Linked DNA regions of Homo sapiens: regions 1 and 3 are each linked to region 2. The links are chromatin loops, found by intact Hi-C in ENCODE. Cell type or tissue: GM12878. All regions are shown on one strand. Region 1 has its middle 450 kb from the start of FKBP1C. Region 2 has its middle 240 kb from the start of FKBP1C. Region 3 has its middle 110 kb from the start of FKBP1C.

What was found. Hi-C counts contacts between places; a loop is a spot of excess contacts. Peaks named below come from ENCODE experiments on the same cell type or tissue, not always from the same donor. Only the 100,000 strongest peaks of a DNase experiment are listed, where the experiment ranks them.
Region 1: a loop joins it to region 2, with 2.0 times the contacts of the local background. A loop is called at or near these places in 1 of 110 quality-filtered maps.
Region 3: it touches region 2 in a loop (2.4-fold over the local background); 1 of 110 quality-filtered maps calls a loop at or near these places.

Annotation. Positions count from the first base shown.
Region 1 is chr6:62,763,923-62,766,422 of GRCh38, forward strand. No RefSeq gene overlaps it. Among named protein-coding and RNA genes, the nearest start is that of FKBP1C, 450 kb to the right of the region's middle. In GM12878, no CTCF peak of the experiment used is centred here; no DNase peak of the experiment used is centred here.
Region 2 is chr6:62,973,338-62,975,837 of GRCh38, forward strand. No RefSeq gene overlaps it. Among named protein-coding and RNA genes, the nearest start is that of FKBP1C, 240 kb to the right of the region's middle. In GM12878, no CTCF peak of the experiment used is centred here; a DNase peak (open chromatin) is centred at 1,340.
Region 3 is chr6:63,095,670-63,098,169 of GRCh38, forward strand. No RefSeq gene overlaps it. Among named protein-coding and RNA genes, the nearest start is that of FKBP1C, 110 kb to the right of the region's middle. In GM12878, no CTCF peak of the experiment used is centred here; a DNase peak (open chromatin) is centred at 1,012.

The sequences.
Region 1 (2,500 bases), 210 kb before region 2:
AAGACTGTCTATGAACTGAATCAATAATACAACATTCAGAATATATTTCTGAATATACTTCTGTTCTCCTTTCTTTCTTTAGCAGTTTTGAAATGAAACAACAAAATAACATTTTTAAATCAGAAATCAATGTTTGATTCTGCAGATCACAAGTGAGTAATGTCTTATTTATTATAAATTAATAAAGATTTCTCTAAAATGCTCTATTATTATAGCAATTCTAATGATGTTAATTTAAGGTATTTTCTTTCCCTGCCTAAGGTAATTTTTAAAATAACAACCAATTCTTTGATGCAGTTGTAAATTACCAGAAGGAAATCCCCTCTGGATTTAAAATGATGAGAGGATCTGTCTTCATTTATTCATGGAACTGCAGAGTGTTTACTTTTCTTCTTCTTCCTTTTCTTTCTTTTTTTTTCTCTTTTATTTCAAATCACCTTTCCAGTTTTTTTTGGTAACTCTGCTGACATTATGACAAAATTAATTTTATAATGAAATCAGCACAGAAGGCATATTACCAAAATATGAATTCCCCCTTCCTCAAATGTAACTATAAAACTGATTAACTCTACGTACAGCATACAGTAAAGTGAAAACCTATAATTGCCATATTTAAATGTAAATATGTATTTTGAATATTTTAGAAAAATATGAATGTCTCTAGGAGTTGCTTTAAATATTATGTGATTTTCAGTGTCAATGAAAAGAGTCAAACTCTGTATAGTATTTTAAGAGATTTATTCTGAGCCAAATATGAGTGACCATGGCCTGTGACACAGCCCTCAGGAGGTCCCGAGAACATGTGCCCAAGGAGGTAGGAGTACAGCTTGGTTTTATATATTTTAGGGAGACATGAGACATCAATCAAATACATTTAAGAAATACATTGTTTGGTTCAGAAAGGCAAGACAACTCAAAGTGGGCCGGGCGGGGAAGGGGGTGCGTAGTGGGGGTGGGGGACTCCCAGGCTATAAGTAAATTTAAACATTTTCTGGTTGACAATGGGTTGAGTTTGTCTAAAGACCTGGGATCTATAGAAAGAAATGTTCAGGTTAAGATAAAAGATAGTGGAGACCAAGGTTCCTTTAAAGTCTTATAGTGGCTACCCTTAGAAACAATAGATGGCAAATGTTTCCTCTTCAGATAGTTAAAAGGTGCTAGATGTTTAGTTAATCTCTTCAAGATTGGGAGGGCCTGGAAGAAAAAAATCTAGCTATGTTAATAGAGTCTTTACAGATGCAGATTTTTCCCCCACAAAGGATGGCTTTGCAGGGCCATTTCAAGATATAGAAACATGTTTGGGGGTTAAATATTTTGATTTCTTTCCTCGTCTCATAATGTTATGCCAGAGTCAGATTGGAAAGTAAGTCACGATATATAGGGTCAAGTAAAGCCCATCAGATGAGAATTTATGGTTTGTAGGGCATGGCTCCCCAGACTCCTTAAATAGGAATTTGGGCAAGATAAAAAAATCAGAGCTTTGTCCTCATTAATAAAGGATAAAGGACAAAACTGGCAAGGATAATACTATCCTACCCCAGTAGGTAAAGTGTTAGAGGACAATCAGGTGGTTTGATAGTATGTAGATGGATTTAACTCAGTGGTCTTATCAGCTAGTTTAAAAGTATAATAACACTAGAAAAATCAGACAGAGTGGAAGAGAGATTGAGGACCACAGTGAATTGTCTAGTTGAAAGATGTATCCTGGCTTTAAGAAATAAGATATGAAATCTCTGTACTGTGAAACCCACTTGTTTCCATACATGTGAATATATCCTGATAAAAATAGTGCTAATCCATTACTTTACATTTTGAACATTAAAGACATTGTCAACTGATAAATCCAAAGCAGTATCTCCTTAGTAATAATAAAGCATGAGGTTAGAACTGAAATAACAAATTCTCACACTACTAACCTCTCCTTTGGTCACCAAAAGAAAATCTGAAAAGCTAATATTTAGAAAATAAGAATACTATTAAAAGAAAATTTTCATTAGATGAGTAAATCATGATTGTCATATATTAGGTTAGTGCAAAAGAAATTGAGGTTTTTCCCATTAAGAGTAATGGCAAAAAATTTTGAACTTTTTAAAAGTAGTGGCAAAACCGCAATTATGTTTGCACCAACCTAATACATGTGATAAATGAACTTCTGTTAAAAAATTTGTATTTAACTTAATAGTAAGTGAACTAGTAAGATGTTACAATCAAGTCAAAGCAGAATCCAAAGAACAGATACATTATAAATCAAGAATATTAAAACTGAAGGAAGAGAAAGACCCTCTCATACTGTTTTATATTGTTTTATACTCAGTATCTGTTTTAAGGAAAAAACAACAAGGAAGTAAAACCAAAGACAGGCAGCCCAGCGCCAGGGCCGAAACAAGACCTGGGGCTGCCTGGCCTAAACCCAGTAGTTAAAAATCAACTCATGACTTAGAAACTGATGTTATTCATAGATTCCATACATTGTATAGAAGAATATTGTGAAACTCCCTGC
Region 2 (2,500 bases):
AAGTTAGGTGGAAAACAGGCAGTTTCATCAGAACAGGGACACAATGGGTGTTCTGATGCCACACCTAACCAAAAAATTCTTCACCTTGGCTTTGGTTTTTTCCTGTGCACCTGTGAATTTTCATCCAGTAACATCAATATTTGGTGAGACTTTTAGGTATAATATGTAACATTTATTTGTTATGTTTATTATTTGTATTTTATATGCATCAGTATTATGCATAATTTTATGTAAGAATCCTAGCAAGAGATTAGGTCTTCCATAAAGCAAGTACTGCAAGGAATCCTGAGAAAAAATATTCTGGGGCATGTGACACTCAGACTAATGGCCTAAAACTCATGTCACCGAAGCCCAAGGTTTATCAGAGCTTCTCTGGCATCAAAAGGACCTCCTATCCTGCTTCACCAATAGCAAATGCCTTTTTATTATTTTACATTTTGGAGTTACATGAGTTCTGCTTTTTAAAATATTTGATCATTACAAAATGTATCCATGCATTGAAACATCACATCATATCCTATAAATATTTACAATTATTAAATTGCCAATTAAATTAAAACAAAACTTTAAAAAATAAAAATAAAATCAAACATAAAAATATTTGTAAACAATGACTCCAGAGACCATATGGTACCAAATAAACTATAATTCTTTCAAAAAGTTACAAACTCTTTTGAAATATTACCTTTTCAAATATACTGCCTGCTTATTACTAAGGTGTTAATATCAGAGAATATACAGAACACAATATTTTAGTTTTGATACTGCAAGAATCAGAGGAAAGAAATACAAATTTTTGTGATAAAAAAGAGAAAAAAAAGAAGAAAAAAAGAAATTACAATAAAGTTAGAAAAACAAGTCAGAAATCCTCTCCAAGAAAGAAATGTTTAAACATGTGAACACATTTGTTCAAAATGCAAAACATGTACATCAAAAGTTGTTCTCTTACATTTCAATAAAATAGGAGAATTACAAGGGCTTCCTATTGTCTTAAAGGTAATTTTTCATTATGGGAGAATAACTGTCAGCAGTATTCTTATGATGAATTTCAATGTATATATAAACAATAAGTTCATCTAATATGCATTACCTTGCAGATCATTCATACAGAGTTAACTGACTTTAAGCTTTTAATAATGTCATCTGGCAAACTCAGTCCAAGTTATCATTTAGTGGCATAATATAGCTATATTTTCAAGAACTTTATTTTGAAGGTGAAATAAAGCACCAAGCACAGGAAATGCTTATTTGCCAAGAACAGACATAAGTCATTTTATGTCCACCACAAGCACACCTTACTATATTACTCACAAGTTTCACATTCAGCCAAAGTCAAGCCGTTCATTCCCACATCACCTTTGGAAACTTTGTAGCAAGGCTTGGTATAAATTTACCTTTAAATTATGAACAGGTAATTTATCATTCCTCTTAGGAAAAAGAAAATGGTTTTTGGAGGTTTGATTATATGCTTTGACACATTTTTACCCTTTACTGAGACCTCAGCAAGCACAGTACCATTCGTGAAGAAATATATGTTCTTGTAATTTGTGTAGCACAGCCCTCATCACCAGGCCTTAAATTATCTTACCTAACATCCATTTCCAGTTACTAAAAAGGAAGCATAAAAATTGAAGACAATTTATAGTACAAAGAATAAAAAAGAAAAGAAGAAGGAGACAGATGGAGAGAAAGAAGGAAAAGAAGGAGTCAGAAAATAGAACCTAAACTGATCAATGAGGTGATTAAAATTGCCTAGGTATTGTGGGCTTAATTATGCCCCCCTCCCAAATTCAAATGTTGACATCCCAACTCTCAGAACCTCAGAATATAACTTCATTTGGAGATAAGATCTTTAAAGAGGCAATGAAGTTAAAATGCAGTTATTAGGGTGGACCCTAACCCAATATGACCATGTTCTTGTAAGAAGGAGATTAGGGCACAGACACGTGGAGAAAAGACCATGTGAAACAGGGAGAAGACAGGCATCTTTGTGGCAAGAAAGGCCTCAGGAGAAACCAAACCTGCAGACACCTTGATCTCAGACTTCTAGACTCCAGAATTGTGAGAAAATAAATTTGTTGTGTTTAAACCACGCCCAGTCTGTGGCACTGTTACGGCAGGTCTTACCAAACTAATAGACTGGGCAATGGAAAGAAAATTGAGTAAAAATTTAATGTGTGTTTAATTATGAGAAAGCTTATTAAATGAAGAGTTTTTATTAAATTTATTGGCAATACATAATTAGATGAAATGGGAAGAGCAAATAATTGAGCTTTCCAGTTATTTGCTAAGTCAGTTGTTTGCGAAGTATAATAAATTAGACTAATATACTCATCAGAATTTTTCACTAATAAAAGGGTTGATATCAACCTCATAGACAAAAAATAAAGTTACTTCCATTCAAAATTAATCATATATCAAGTGGTATCACTTAACAAATGTCTGGATAAATTTTTTACACATGATATTGAAAATCACCTCTTAAAATATGAAAGCCTAA
Region 3 (2,500 bases), 120 kb after region 2:
CAGAAGCAATGAAGACCACAATCAGTTATTTCACGCTGGAACATAAAATTTTATAGGTTCTTTTACTCTCCAGTCATCCTATGTGTGTACAAAATTAACAGAGGAATATACTTAAAGTTTTATGCTTTTCTAAGTTATTTTTTATAACTTAATCTTTACAAGTAAAAAACAAATACCCAAGAGAATAATTATTTGAATGTAAAATAATCAAAATATATTCTAGTCTTTCTCTTCCCTCTAAATGTTCTTCTTTCTCTTCCCCTTATGTAACCATAACTCACCTCCACTTTTCCCTTGCTCTTTTGCCTTTTTTTCTATTTGTGTCCTCTTTTAGACTCTGAGCACAAGAATTGATATAAGTTGTCTGTCTATGTGGATTCTTCCATAGACAGTACATGAGATGGGACTCCATCAATAAAGGCTCAGTAACACAACACCCCACTCTCAGTAGCTTTAAACAAAAATGTATTTCTCATTCTCACTCCTTATCCATCTTGAGATAGCTGTGGCTCTGCACCATGTCCTCCTCATCCTGGGAACGAGGCTAAGACAGTCAACCATTGCCTGAAGTCAACACACCAGGAAGAAAGGCAGAAGCAAGTCACACACCAGCTCTTAAAACCTTCTTCCAGAATTGACCCATATGGGCCAGGCATGGTGGATCACACTTGTAATCTCAGCACTTTGGGAGGCCAAGGTGGGAGAATCACTTGAGGCCAGGAGTTTAAGACCAGCCTGGGCAACATATCAAGACTGTCTCTATAAAAAATAAAAACAAAAATAAATTAGATGGGCATGGTGATGCATGCCTGTAGTCCCAGCTACTCAGGAGGCTGAGGCAGAAAGATTGCTTAAGTCCAGGAGTTCTTGGTTTCAGTGGGCTATGATTACACCATTATACTCCAGTCTTACAAAAGAGCAAGACCCTGTTTCTTTCTAAAAAGAGAAAAGAAAGAGAGAGAGAGAAAGAGAAGTGACCCATATAACTTCTTATGCTTCATTGACCAAAGCAAGTCACAAGGCCACAATTAATTTCAAAGAGCTGGAGACTGCCATTCCACTGATCTCAGAAACCAGAAAGGCAAATATTTTTTAGACAGCATTACTGACTACTACAAAGAACAAACCAAAAAGTTAGAGCATGTGATCCATTACAGCTGATCATACGTATCAGTACATACATACATATCAGTAACAAAAAGTTTGATCCTTCCTAGTACTATTGACCAAATATTTTAGGGTAATATTCATTTTTTTATTTAAAGTTAATTTTTTCTATAATATTCCCTTCTTTTATATTATTTCATATTACATAATTTAGGTTTATGAGATGAGAAATTTATAGTTCCTTCAGATATCTAAAAGAAATTTATTTTTTACTCTTCATGGAAAAAGAGTTCAGTACCAAATTATGTTTGCATGTTGGTCAGTTTGTTCGTATGGTGGGTTCATTGGTAGGTCGATTATATTTGACTTAGGTATTACCCAAAGCTTAGGAAACTATAAAATAATAGGAGGTGTGATGAGAGAGATTCCCCTGAGGCACCATAAATGTTTATCTAAAAAGAAAGCTAAATTCAGCCCAAAGCAGGGTTTAGAACTTTTATTTTATTACATGGCCATTTGGATTAAAATAATAAAAACTACCTAACCTGTTCGTTATGATTCATACTGTATTATAATTTTTCAGTAAGTGATAAAGTTCTTGTGGTCAGAGTTGAAAACCACTGAAATATATTTTACATGCAGGTGGTTTCCTTCAATAGTCAGAATTTGAGCATGCTCATCTTTGTTTTCCTTCTGAGATGAAAAGAGAGTTTGACTCTACACATAAAGGAAATAGTTTTCTAACTGACAAATTATTAATTATTGGTTTATATTGTCTCTGTTGGAGCATCCTAAACTGGAGAAATACAATTTAAGTGCTACCTTTTATTTATTTCTACTTTTACCTCACTTTTACAACTTTCTCTATGCCTGTAAGAACACTCTTCCCCAAAGATCTCAAAATAAGTACTTGAATAAAACTACAATCTAAGCATAGCTATAAAGAATGCATTTAATTTCAAGTGCTGCTATAAAGAATTTTACAAATGGCATGACAGGGTCCTTTTACTGTCCTCAATTTCATTGCATAGCTTTCCTAACAGCCCTCCTGAGAGCAAAGCTAGTCTACTCTCAATCCTTTTTATCAATTCACTCAGTTACAAAAGAAGAACTTTATCCTGACATTATGGGTATTGTTCTACTTATTTGCAGTGTCCCCATTGTTACTTTCTCTGAAATATAGTGCTGAACACAGATGCAGTTTCTGAAGAACCTGCAAGTATTGTCAGCATTAATGATGTAAGTTCAAATTTTGTCCAAGTAAGCTAAAAGAAAACAACCCATTAGCTAAAATCAAATGTGTTCTTCAATCAGCACCAGTCCTCAGACAAGTTAGAAAGTGGTATTGCTTCCCTTCTTCTGAAAATTTTCTTAATGAAAGGCCCTTAGCAGG